Regions from separate parts of the Homo sapiens genome. Here region 2 is linked to region 1. The links are chromatin contacts, found by Hi-C or POLR2A ChIA-PET in ENCODE. All regions are on one chromosome and are shown on one strand. Each heading gives the region's core, a stretch centred on a gene start or an enhancer-like site at or near the end of the contact. The rest is flanking DNA. Distances are from core to core; before and after follow the strand shown. Region 1 has its middle 28 kb from the start of PARP1. Region 2 has its middle 53 kb from the start of STUM.

Region 1 (5,994 bases), core at 1,350-3,849:
CAAACCCAAAAGGTGTGGTATATTTGAATATTCAATGGAATACTACTCTGCAATAAAAAGGAATGCAACATCATGGGTGAATCTCAAAAACATGCTGAGCAAAAGAAGCTGGTCAGAAAAGAGTACACATTATTTGATTCCATTTCTGTGAATTCTGAAACAGGCAAAACTAATTTTCTTTCACAAATAAGACTTTTTTATTTGCCACTATTGTAAGTCCTAACTTCAAACAGATTCAAGGACCGTGGTTCATATCCATCAGCTCGTTCAACTTTAGCACCTGTCTCGTCCCCAGTGGCTTTTCCAGAACTGCTACCTTCACCATGAAGCTCCATGAGTTTTCCCAGTTCAGACTTGGGCTTCTTCAGCATTTTTACTTTGCTAATGAAGACATCATGGAGAGGACAAACAGATTGGCAAGCCTTTTTATGTCTTTTCCAATGCTGTCTGCAATCAATTTATTGACCACTTCTTTCAGGTCATTTGTCTGCGCCTCTCAGGTCATGATTTCCAAAATCTTCTTCCGGATTTGGCGGACTTGTTGATGCTGAGCATAAGAGGTCTTCCATATCGGATTGTTGTGTTTCTTAGCAAAACCAACACAGAACAGACGAAGCACGTAACCGTTGGTAGTCTTGACATTGACAGGAGCTTCAATCATTGTCTGCCATTTTTTGACCATGGAGCACATTTTGTCACAGGTCAGATCCATGCCATGGAAGTTAGTCAGGCAGTTTTTGCCCTGAACATCTTCAGTAATCAGCTTGAATTTTCTAAATACAACATCATCATTCTGCAAATCAGCAAGACTCACTTCAAACACACAACCCTTGAGGCCATCTGATACATTTGGGTTCCTTCAGTCCTGGTGACTAGCATCTCTCCAATATTTCTTGTGAACATAGCAGGTGCTTTCACATCATACCAATCTTTCTTAGAAAATGGATCAACCACTTTCTTCCTGGCCCCCTGTTTGCCACCTTTCTTAAGGTGCTTATTCTTGCCAACTGCCATGGTGCTGCTCAGAGAGCCAAAAGAGCTGAGAGAGCCAAAAGCAAAACTGACTTATAGTGATAAAAATCACAGTAGTGGTTTCTCCCGACAGGATGGGAAGGGTGTTGATTGGGCAGGGGCACAAGTCAATCTTTTGGGGTGATGGAAACGTTCTATACCTTGATTGATTCAAAACTCTTTGAACTGTATGACTAAAATGAGTCCATTCTGTTGTATTAAAATCATAGCCCAATAAGGATGATTTTAAAACCACACCGAGATAACCTTCACCTATCAGACTGACAAAATTCCAAAAATTTGATAACACTCTCTGTTGGCAAAGCTGTGGGGAAAAGACACTCTTAGATACTCCTGGTGGTGGTATAAATTAATGCAACACTTACAGAGGGCAATTTGCCAAATCAGTCAATATCACAACCACGTACTCCCTTTGACTTAGCAGTTACACTTTTGGGAGTTTATCCCACAGGAATACTTACATATATGCAAAATAATGTATGCACAAGTTTTTTTGATGCAACATCATTTGGATTAGCAAAAGTTTGAAAACAAACTGAAGGCCCATCAATAGCAGACGATTTTTAAAAATTGTGGTATTATCATGCCCTATCACAAAGGGCAGCTATACAAGAAAGTGAGGATTTTTTATGTACTGATAAAGATCTCCAAGGTATGTTGTTAGGTGAAAAAGGTAAGGTATACAGCAGTATATATGTGCAAAAAAGGGGGAGAAAATAAAAATATATTTTCACCTGTTTGTATATGCATAAAGAAACTCTGCAAGCATACACATGTTATTATAGGATAAACCAAAGAATATAATGGAAAAGAGGAGGGCTGAAGGGAAACTGGGCAGATAGAGATATAAAGAAGATTCTTCACTGTTTGTTTGCTTGTTGGTTTCATTTACAAGCCCTACATGTGGCTTCTGATTCATTGATTACTTTCTAAATGTATTTTTTTAGTTTTGAACCATGAGATGTAGCATCTATTCAGAAAAGGTTAATAAAACATTTTTTAATTTAGTAGTACAGAAAATTACCAAAAAAAAAAAAAAAAGAAAGAAAGCAAGAAAAGAAGGGGAAGGGAGGAAAGGGAAAAATCAATGAGGAAAAAAGGGAAGGAAAAGGAAAAGAAAGAAAGTAATCTAATCACACCACCCAGGAACAACCAGCATTAACATTACGTGACCATTGGCACACTCAAAGAGAAGAGTTTGGCCCGGGTTTCCCCTGGAATTGTGTCCAAGCTGTGATAACTCCCACCCAGGGAGGGGGCAGAGCTGACGGGAGCCTTACGCTGGAGGCTCTCTCACCCAGCTCTCTCAGGCATTGTACACATAACCAGTGTCCGGGGCTGACAGAGTTCCTTTAGCAAGAAAAGCCAAGCTTCGCTAGCTCACCTTGCCCCATCTGTTATGCTTGGATGCCAGCCACCTGCAGGAACTTCAATTATTTCTGCAGTTCCCCAGGGGCGTCTCAGATGTGTTAACAAATAAGTCCTGGGTGTCATGTGCCAGCTACCACTCTTCCTCCTACTGCTGCTGTCCAGGTGCAGCCTCCTTTGGTGATGGCTGCTGTTGGGACCTTGGCTGACTACCGAGCCTTGTGAAGGTACACTGCAGCTTCCTCTGGGATCAAGCACCACCAGCACCCAGTTAGCTCTGCTGGTACAACCAGTACTGCCACCACTGGTGTGACTGATATGCTAGACCCCTCGGGCTGCCTGGGCTGGGCAGTGGTCTGTGGCAATGTAGGATGGACAGTTTCTTCCTGGGATGTTTTCCAGTGAGGTCCTAAAGCAGGGCTGCTTGTGCACTGATGATGTGGTGACGTTGTAGTTGATCCTCAACATCCATTCCGCCCCAGATGAATAGTCTAGCCCAGTCCCAATAACTTCCTCTAGATGTCACATCTGCAGCTGCCAACACTGAGGATGAAACATTAAGAGATGGCAAGAGCCTGGGTCCTTGGTGAGCCCTGGAATCAACTCACCTGGAGTCTGATTAGCTCTGGAATTTCCTCTTTTCTTTTTTCTTTTTTTTTTTTTTTTTTGAGACAGGGTCTTGTTCTGTCACCCAGGCTGGAGTGAGGTGGCACAATCATGGCTCACTGCAACATCAACCTCCTGGGCTCAAGTGATCCTCCTGCCTCAGCCTCCTGAGTAGCTGGGACTACAGGCGCATGCTGCCGTGCCCAGATAATTTTTTTTTGGTTTTTTTTTTTAGTAGAGATGGGGTCAAGTTCTGTTACCCAGGCTTGGACTTTTCCGTTACATGAAATAAGATTAAATAGTTTTAGCTCATTTTGGGTTGAGATTTTCAATTTGAGCAATTGGAAAGTCCTAATTGAGTCAGTTGAATTAGAGGATTTTCATGAATATATCTCTTTAGTCCTCTCTTTTCCTTGGACTGAGACATGGTCCACGAAGAGCAGAACCAGTGAAAATCCGAATCACAAATCTCTTACTGGGCTCAGAATCCCTCTCCTCCTTGGACATCCAGGGACAACCAGGAAACCACTCCCAGGAGAAGCTCTGACTTGGTGGCGATTGGACAGTTGGTGGGTCAGTACTGGCATCATTGGTCAAATCCTGGCCCAGCAGCCAGTGTGCTTAAGCCATGTCTTTAGACTTGTGACACAGAAAGGGCAAAGGCTTTGGAATTCTGACCTGCATTTAAATCTTATTTCTGTCATTTACTGATTTTAGACCTCCAGCAGGTTGTTTAGCCTCCTTAACCCTTAATTTCTAATCTGTAAAATGGAAGAAATATAAATCGACCTCAAAGAGTTTCTCCATGTATTCATTCCTTCCCTGAGTGTTTTTGAGCACTGCCCACATGCCAATGTCCTAGGCACTAGGATATATCAGCGAAAAGCAAATGAGTCTTAGAGAGGAGTGTGCGTTCAATCAATGCCAGCTTCCTTCCTCTCCATTTACGTCAGTTGTAACCTCCTAGAGGTCAGGAAGCCAGGTCTGGGGAAGTCCAGGCAGGCATATGCCTCTCCCACTGACCCATTGCTCCAACCTGGCAGAGAGGAGACCCCTAGGATGTGTAGATCTGCACACCAGAACACATCAGTACCTGGGGCCAGGGGTGGTAGGCTGGCCAGCTGCCACCATGGCCCGCTCTAAGACACCATGGGGTACCCATGCCAGACACTGGCTCTTCCTGCCTGGGCCCAGACTCCTGCTGGGAAGGCTGGTGGCTGCGATCTTGGGATGGGCTGAGAACAGTGAGGCTAAGAACCCACAGGCCAGAGGCAACGGTTGTGAGGCCCAGGCACCAAGACCCCTCATATGCTCCACTGTCCCATTAGACTTCACTTACAAAAGCACAGATCCAGTCAGGCATCGTGGCTCACGCCTATAATCCCAGCACTTTGGGAGGCTGAAGCGGGAGGCTGAAGCAGGAGGATCATGTGAGTCCAAAAGTTTGAGACCAGCCTGAGCAACACGGCGGGACCATATCTCAACAAAAAAATGTAAAAATTAGCCAAGCAGGCCTATAGTCCCAGTTACTCGGGAGGGAAGGTAGGAGGATTGCTTGGACCCAGGAAGTCAAGGCTGCTAGTCGTGATCTCGCCACTGCACTCCAGCCTGGGCAGTAGAGTGAGACTGTCTCAAAAAGCACAGACGCAAAGAGTAAATCATGGAGAATTTCAAGGACAGCCACCACAGAGCACTAAACCTCAAGTGTGGGGCCTTGTGCAATGCGCTCACCCATGAAGCAGGCCCTAATAACTTGGGGACATAATTATAGGCTCTCAGAAAATGCTTGTTAATTAATTTAAGCCTCTTGGTGAATTTAAAGCAACTGCAGATCTTTGTGGATATCTGTTAGTTTTACTGGACTGAGACAATGCTTCTCCAATTATGGTTTCATCTGCCCCCTTCCGTTAAAAGGCAGATCCCTGAACCCTACCCCAGACCTTCTTAATCAGAATCTATGGGAGTGAGGCCTAGGAATTTCATTTTTACATCTCATGATCCTTCTAGGCTCTAAAGATTGAGAACAAGCCAAGCATGGTGGCTCACACTTGTAATCCCAGGTCTTCAGGAAGCTGAGATGGGAAGATTGCTTGAGCCCAGGAGGTCAAGGCTGTAATGAGCCATGATCATGCCACTGCACTCCAGCTGGGCAACAGAATGAGATGTGAGACCCTGTCTCTTTTTTTCTTTTTTTTTTTTAATTAATGAATTTATTTATTTAGAGACAGGATCTCACCCTGTCACCCAGGCTGGAGTGCAGTGGTGTGATCATAGCACACTATAACCTGGAACTCCCAGAGACCCCCGTCTCTTTAAAAAATAATAAATAAGAATAAGATTGAGAACCACTGGAATCAGGCAACATGTGTAGGAAGCATGGGGTTTCATGATGGACTCTCCTTTCCTGTCCCCATTCTGCCATGACTTCATTGGCAGCAACCCTTCTGCTTCGTGGAGGTGATGCCTGACCAGCTTGGCCAGCAGGGGTTCTGTGAAGGGCGCAGGAGATCACGTATGTGGAGGCCACTGACCCCATGCCTGTGGACACACATGGCTCCACTCAGGAGCCTCCATGCTGGAGCCAACGGGACATGGCCCCTCTGCCCATCTCACATGCTGTGCATGCAGGTCCCGGGCCTTGGCTCTTTAGCCCCAAGTCTTCACTGAAGAAGTATTATTTCAGTTCTGTCCTGCATTTCCCCCTTCCTCCCATAATCCCCTTGTGTAGTGCTGGACATGCTCAGCACACAGGAGGCTGATGGGGGTCCCGAGGTGGAGACCCTGACGCTGAGCATGGGGTCAGGATGAGCCGCGTGCCTGCCCCTCTGCTAGGTCGCAGCCCATCAAGGCACCTGGTTGTTTCCGCCTTCCTGAGAATCCATGGCAAGAAGGCAAAGGGCTGGTCCTGACCCTCGGTCCACCATGAGGGAGCTCAGAATGGTCTTTCTCCATATCTCAAACCCCTCCCAGAAGCCGGAGGAGAAGGGG
Region 2 (5,994 bases), core at 1,774-4,273, 59 kb before region 1:
TGAGCCTTAGGACCAGGCGCATGCCTTACACACCATTTCATCCTTGAAGTGCTCGGGCAGTAGGTGTGGGTGTCTGGGAGCTGCCTGTGGCATGACACCCACACTCACTGAACCACATCCAGCTTTCCCCTCCTGCCTCTCTTTGCTCTTCCCCCAACCCCCACTCAAACCCCCGCTGCCTGAACAATAAGGTCCTCTTCTTGGGGACAGAGGGATGGAGGGGTCACCATAACAACATCACACACCTCAGAAACCCTGGCACAGCCTGCTGAGAAAACGTCTTAGGGAAACCTTGGCATCCCATTGATGGAGGCACTCTCTTGAGCGTTCCAAAGCTGCAGATCAGAGCCAAGATGCTCTTGAGTGAGTTTTCTGGGCACTGCAATTAGGCCATGGTGAGGAGTGGGAGAGAGCCAGAGACACAGCTGGGGATGCCGGACTGGGGACAGTCCTCAATGACAGGCCAAGGAAATCAGCAAACCTCCAAAGACCCTGTAATTTCCACATTGAGCTGTTTCATTGCTTTGATAAGAAAGGACCAAAGCCTCTTCATGGTTTGCTGGGCAATTTGCAGATAAATGGGCGGCAGCCTCCAGAGCTGGAGCTGATCCTGCTCTCTATCCGGGTGAGCTTCTGCCCAGCGTTAATTGGGGGCTAATTAATGTCTCTAAGGAGAGGCTTTCAGGCTTTCATGTGGATTGAAGGATCACTCTGGCAGGCAGCTACAATGCCAGTGTTGGCCTGGCTCGGGCCTGTGATGAAATGAGTAGGCCCTTCATGACGCGGGCAGTTGCCACCAGAGCCGGGCCTTGGCTCAATGAGCAGAGAAAGTCAAATCACCCACCAGCCTGGAAAATGCACAACCTCTGGCCTCAGGAGTGCCCCTTGCAGCACCGATGCATGCGGGGCCCGCAGACTTGCCCCCCCAGGGTCAGTCTCCTCCTTGCCCTAGGCTGAGGCTGGCATTTCCTGGCAGACGAGCTCTCAGGGAAGTCATAGAATCTTGGAGTTTCCATCAGAGGCGGCCTAGGGAGCCCAGTCCTGTGTCTGAGCTCCTGCATCACACCTGTATTGCCCTGCATGGAAAATACAGGAAGAGCTTTGGAGAAAAGAGAGAGGCAACAATAGAGGAAGGCAATGGGAGGTGGGGAGGGAACCAGGGCAGCACCTCTGCTTTCTGGTCAGGTGGCAATGCCACACCATGCCTCCATGGGAGGCTCCAGGGCCGGCCCATTCTCCTCACCTTCTACCTTCTCAAGCAAGGCCAGCCAGGCCAGCACTACCCTTCCCTCCCACTCCCTGGGCAGAGAAAACTCTGTCAGGATACCTGAGTTCCTGCCTCCACTCTGGGTGAGTGACCTTGGGTGAGTCACATCCCTGCTCTGGGCTTGGTTCCCATCTCTGTTAAATGGTGGTGGGATCACTGGTTGCTCCCACATACTGACACCTCCGCACTGGCTTGAAGGATTTGCGTGGAGAAGGTAATGAATTCCTTCACAGAGCAGAGGGCTTAGCCCAAACATCTAGCAGTTCCCCTCCCCACTCCTGTGGGTACCATCAAGGATGACTGCCCATCAGGTTCCACCAAAACTCTTTAGCCTACATCAAGGTCCCCAAGCCCGCATCTCGCCAACCACTCCCTTGCCTGGTCCTCCAAATGCCCTGCTGGTCTGGTTCACTCTGCCCCACCTGCCCCATCCAAACCAACCCCCTGTTCCCTTCCTTACCCTTTACCTTGCACCGTTTCTCTTCAGAGCACATTTCACTGCAGATATTATCAAACCTGGTCATTTGCTTGTTGTCTGCCTCTCTCTCCCTGACAGCAGGAACAGGGTCTGCCTTGATCGCTGCTGCACACAGTAAGTGCTCAATAAATACTATTGAACAAGTGAATGCACTAGTGTGCTACCACCCTGTCTTTGCTCCCACAGCTCCCCTGCCTGCCCTCCCTTCTTCCCTTCCATCCATGCTCTTCACCCCTTCAGGTTCCACCTCCCTTGCCTCTGGAAGCTTCCCCGCCTCCCTGCTTGGAACACTCTTGCTCTGACACCTGCAGTGCCAGGGATTCAGCTGGCCTCCTGTGCATCGTGGTGGGAGCAGAGTGCCGGGGACACAGGCATGCTCAGAATGTCAGCCCTGGGGCCAAAGGTTGGGACACACAAAGAAAACCAAATCCCACACACATAATTGGCATGGAGGAAAAAATCTGCTCTTTCTCAAAGCCTCCAGCCCACAGAACTCCATTTGTCCCTTCCGGGTACCACAGATGCTTAGTGACAGCCAAGATCTGTCTTGCAGAAGCAGGAACCAGAGAGTATTTCTGGCCCAATTAAGCTTGAGTGCTTGACAAGTAGGAAATGCAGCCTCACCTCTTTGTGTTGCTAATGTGAGAAACATATGGGCTCTGTGCATCTGCACTGTCTTGCTCGCCTTCCTGCAGGTGCGTCACACCAAGGGCACGGCAAATGTGCAGGTACAGGGAACAGTACTGGGCAGGATGAGGGGTGTCTCTAAAGCGATGTGGCCGACTATCATGTTGACTTGTGGCATCGGTCTCGGGCAGTATATATGCGTATTGTTTTGCAAATGATCAATATTAGAAAATCAATCAATTATCTCCATTTCAAAAGCGTGAGGACTCTTCTCTTCACCATTCCTATTCATAGCATTGGGTTTATAAGTGCAAACAATGATGCCAGTAATAAGGTTTCTATTCCTTCTTCTTCCAGGCTTGGCAGATCGTATGCTGTCAGTTTTAGCTGGGAGACCAGATTTGAGACATGATCTCTGATTCAACACAAGATAGGTAGTTTGATGGAAACTCAGATTAGCTGGATAGTCTATTAAGCTACATATATTTGAAGAACTCTTAAATAAAGCATATCTACTCTAACATAGGTGGCCCATTTGAAACAAGCCCTGTTCAGTGCAGTAAATGTCTGACTCACCTTGAGAAAGAAACTACAAGTAAGCACCTGGCGCCCAGGGCCCAGAGAGACTGCCCTCCCATCCTCCCTGTCTGGACTGGATCCTGCCCCGCCCTGGTCACTGGGAGGCCTGTTCCAGGTCCTGGCTCAGGGAACCCTGCTGTCCCACCCCACACTGTTTGCTGCCTCTGTCCGAAAGGCCCCCTCCCTGTGCCAGCAGCACCTTGCCTTCGTGTGGACACAGGCCTGGTGTGGCACAGGCCCTCCTTTCTCTTGGGTTCTCTATGGAAATATAGGAAATGGGTCATTATAGTTAGGAGTGTCTGCATGTAAGACAGATGAGGTGTTGGTATGTGAGGGGGAGAAGGGGTGGTAATCTACAAATACCTTGTGCATTTATTTAAGCTCTAGGTAGCACTTAGCGTGTAGCTGGTGGTATTCATTTCCCAATCTGTGTCTAGCACAATGTGTGGCATAGGGTAAGTCCCAGGAGGAGCTGGGGCTGAATATGAGCATGGTCAGGTAGGTGAGGGAAAAAAAAAAACAACAGTCAGGTTGGGCCATCAGAGTCAAACTAATTACAATATTATTAGTTACCATTAATTAAGGGCATCCTTTAGGCCAGGTGTTTTACAGACTTTGAACAGCTGAACCCTTATAGGCCCCCAGTGAAAGAAGCATTATCAGCGCCACATTTCAGATGGGAAAACCAAGGCTCAGAGGGGTTCAGCAGCATTCCCAAGGTCACGCAGCTTGTGACACAGCCAGTTGTCAAACTCAGAATAGTCTGACCCCAGCACCTGAGTTCTTGACCATCGTATACTTCTCTTCCTTCCCTTCCCTTCCCCTCCACTTAGAAAGAGCACATAGGGGCTGGGCGCCGTGGCTCACGCCTGTAATCCCAGCACTTTGGGAGGCTGAGGCAGGCAAATCATGAAGTCAGGAGTTCGAGACCAACCTGGCCAACATGGCAAAACCCCGTCTCTACTAAAAATACAAAAATTAGCCGGGCGTGGTGGTGCATGCCTGTAATTCCAGCTACTTAGGAAGCTAAGCCAGGAGAATCACTTGAATCTGGGAGGCGGAGGTTGCAGTGAACCGGAATCGTGCCATTGCACTCCAGCCTGGGCAATAGAGTGAGACTATGTCTCAAAAAAAGAAAAAAAAAGAAAAGAAAGAAATGAAAAGAAAGAGCAAATTCGGGGGGGTTCTCTCTGCTTTGGAGCCCCCCTCCCTCTGTCTGTGTATGAGGGAGCTTCTATCTTCTGCCTTCTCCCATCTTTCTTGCCTATTAAACTCTCCACTCCTTAAAACCACTCCATGTGTGTCCGTGTCGTTTTTTCCAATTCAATGTGAGACAAGAGGCCTGGTGTTCCTCCACTCATCGGAGCGGTATGATTTTGGTGCATTGGCTGGGAAAGGAAATTCAGTCATCAGACTGGTGAATATGGAGCAGATTTCAACGTTAAATCTCTCCTTTAATCTCAAGGCTCTCTGCCAGCTACCCTGTCACCAAACTTTCTTTCTCTTTTTATCCACGGTCTCTTACTCTCTCTCTCTGTATGTCTAATGCGCAGGAATCTTTACAGTTCAGGGAAATAGGTCTGTTAGAAAAGATCGCGAATCACAGCAGGCAGTAACTCAATAACTCTCTCTACGGTTTCTCTGGCAAGCACATGGTATTTTTAAGCCACCTAGTGCTTAAATCAGGATCTAGGCCTCTTCTGAGAACGGGAAGTTTCTGCTTTTAACAGTTAGGAGTAAAATGTGTTTGGCAGCCAGATTTTAGTCCCCGTATTGTCCCATCAGTGGGAAAACGGCCATTTGATTCCTACGTTCTTTTAAGGCATCTATTTTGTCTCCGATTAAGAGAGTACTTAATTAGTAAGGGAATTTTAAGTTCGGAAGTTAACCAGAACTGTTTTAAGAGTAAGTGCTTTAGCACGGGCTATAATAGCAGGCAATCTAGCACACTGCCTCCGTTAAAAGAGCCTTGCCCAAAGGCAACACAGTGTCTCCAGAGGGAGTCAGGCAAATCACGCAGGTTCTAGGAAGTCAAAGGGAAATCACACAAGGCGGATAAACTAAGGCTGCGTGGGACGCATGGTTAGCCCCATCACTTAGTTCATCCGGTTCCATGGCTTGGAGGACCACGCCTACAACCATGGCGGGGAGGGGTGGGGTGGGGGGCATATTTTAAAAAGTTCCGGAATCCAGAAACCAAGGAGGTAAGACATTTGGAAGACGCTTCCTGTCTTCTCCTCTACTCTGGGTCATATGGAAAGGAAGGGGAGTAAGAGGATGGTTTTATTCTCGCTTCTTTTTCTAAATGGGTAATAAATTATCTTCATCTTGCACCCACCCCTCTGGAGTGCTGTAACTTCCTTAACCTCAGAACTTTAAAGAAAACAACTCATTTTATTTTGCACAAGAGCATGGCATTTCTACTAAACCTCTGCAAGCGTTGTGAGATCAACCCAGCTCTTTTAGCAACCACTTCGGGCAGGCAGGCAGCCGAGTTCGCGGAGCAGTTTCGCTCCTACTTACTGAGTGAGAAGCAATGGAAGGCCCTCATGGAATTCATCCTGCGCCACCTGCCCGACTACCATGACCTGCCCAATGGCGGTGGCTGCCTGGACCAACTGCTGTCCCTCTCCATGGTCTGGGCCAACCACCTCTTCCTGGGCTGCAGTTACAATAAAGCCCTTTTAGACAAGGTGATGGAAATGGCTGATGGGAATGAAGTGGAGGACCTGCCACAATTTACTACCAGAAGTGAATTAATGAAAAAGCATCAAAGCTAAGCCAGAGGATTTATCACATTTTCATCATCAGCTACAGGATTAGAAAGGAGGCTGGGATGAATGTGACATAGACCACAGCAGCTCTCTTAAGACTCCTGGTATTACCAACATAAAGAGGCAGGTGGAATGAGAAGGACTCTGTCTAGATTGGCTTTTTTAACATTCTCATTTTTCCAGTAGTTATCACTGTAAAAGTATACATGGATATTTGTGTATTTATAAATCATGCACTCTAAGATGACATCATCAACATTGTAAAAGCC

Evidence for each region. A loop is a pair of places that touch in the nucleus more often than their neighbours do. ChIA-PET counts read pairs that join two places held with the same protein, here RNA polymerase II (POLR2A). Pooled maps may share reads with other maps.
Region 2: a loop to region 1 is called in a map of HL-60/S4, with 3 times the contacts of the local background. The contact joins two enhancer-like sites. A Hi-C loop is called at or near these places in 3 of 168 maps with a recorded cell type or tissue (Caco-2, GM13977 and HL-60/S4) and 4 of 50 pooled maps. POLR2A ChIA-PET finds 5 or more read pairs at or near these places in 3 of 52 experiments (A549, OCI-LY7 and RWPE1).

What each region holds. Positions count from the first base shown.
Region 1 is chr1:226,433,581-226,439,574 of GRCh38, reverse strand. It overlaps the pseudogene RPS3AP7. Among named protein-coding and RNA genes, the nearest start is that of PARP1, 28 kb to the right of the region's middle. Within about 2 kb of position 2,599, at least 3 of the 41 ENCODE cell types and tissues checked have a DNase peak (open chromatin) inside an H3K27ac peak, as active enhancers do.
Region 2 is chr1:226,492,925-226,498,918 of GRCh38, reverse strand. It overlaps the pseudogene CDKN2AIPNLP1. Among named protein-coding and RNA genes, the nearest start is that of STUM, 53 kb to the left of the region's middle. RefSeq lists a silencer at 1,151-1,328. Within about 2 kb of position 3,023, at least 3 of the 41 ENCODE cell types and tissues checked have a DNase peak (open chromatin) inside an H3K27ac peak, as active enhancers do.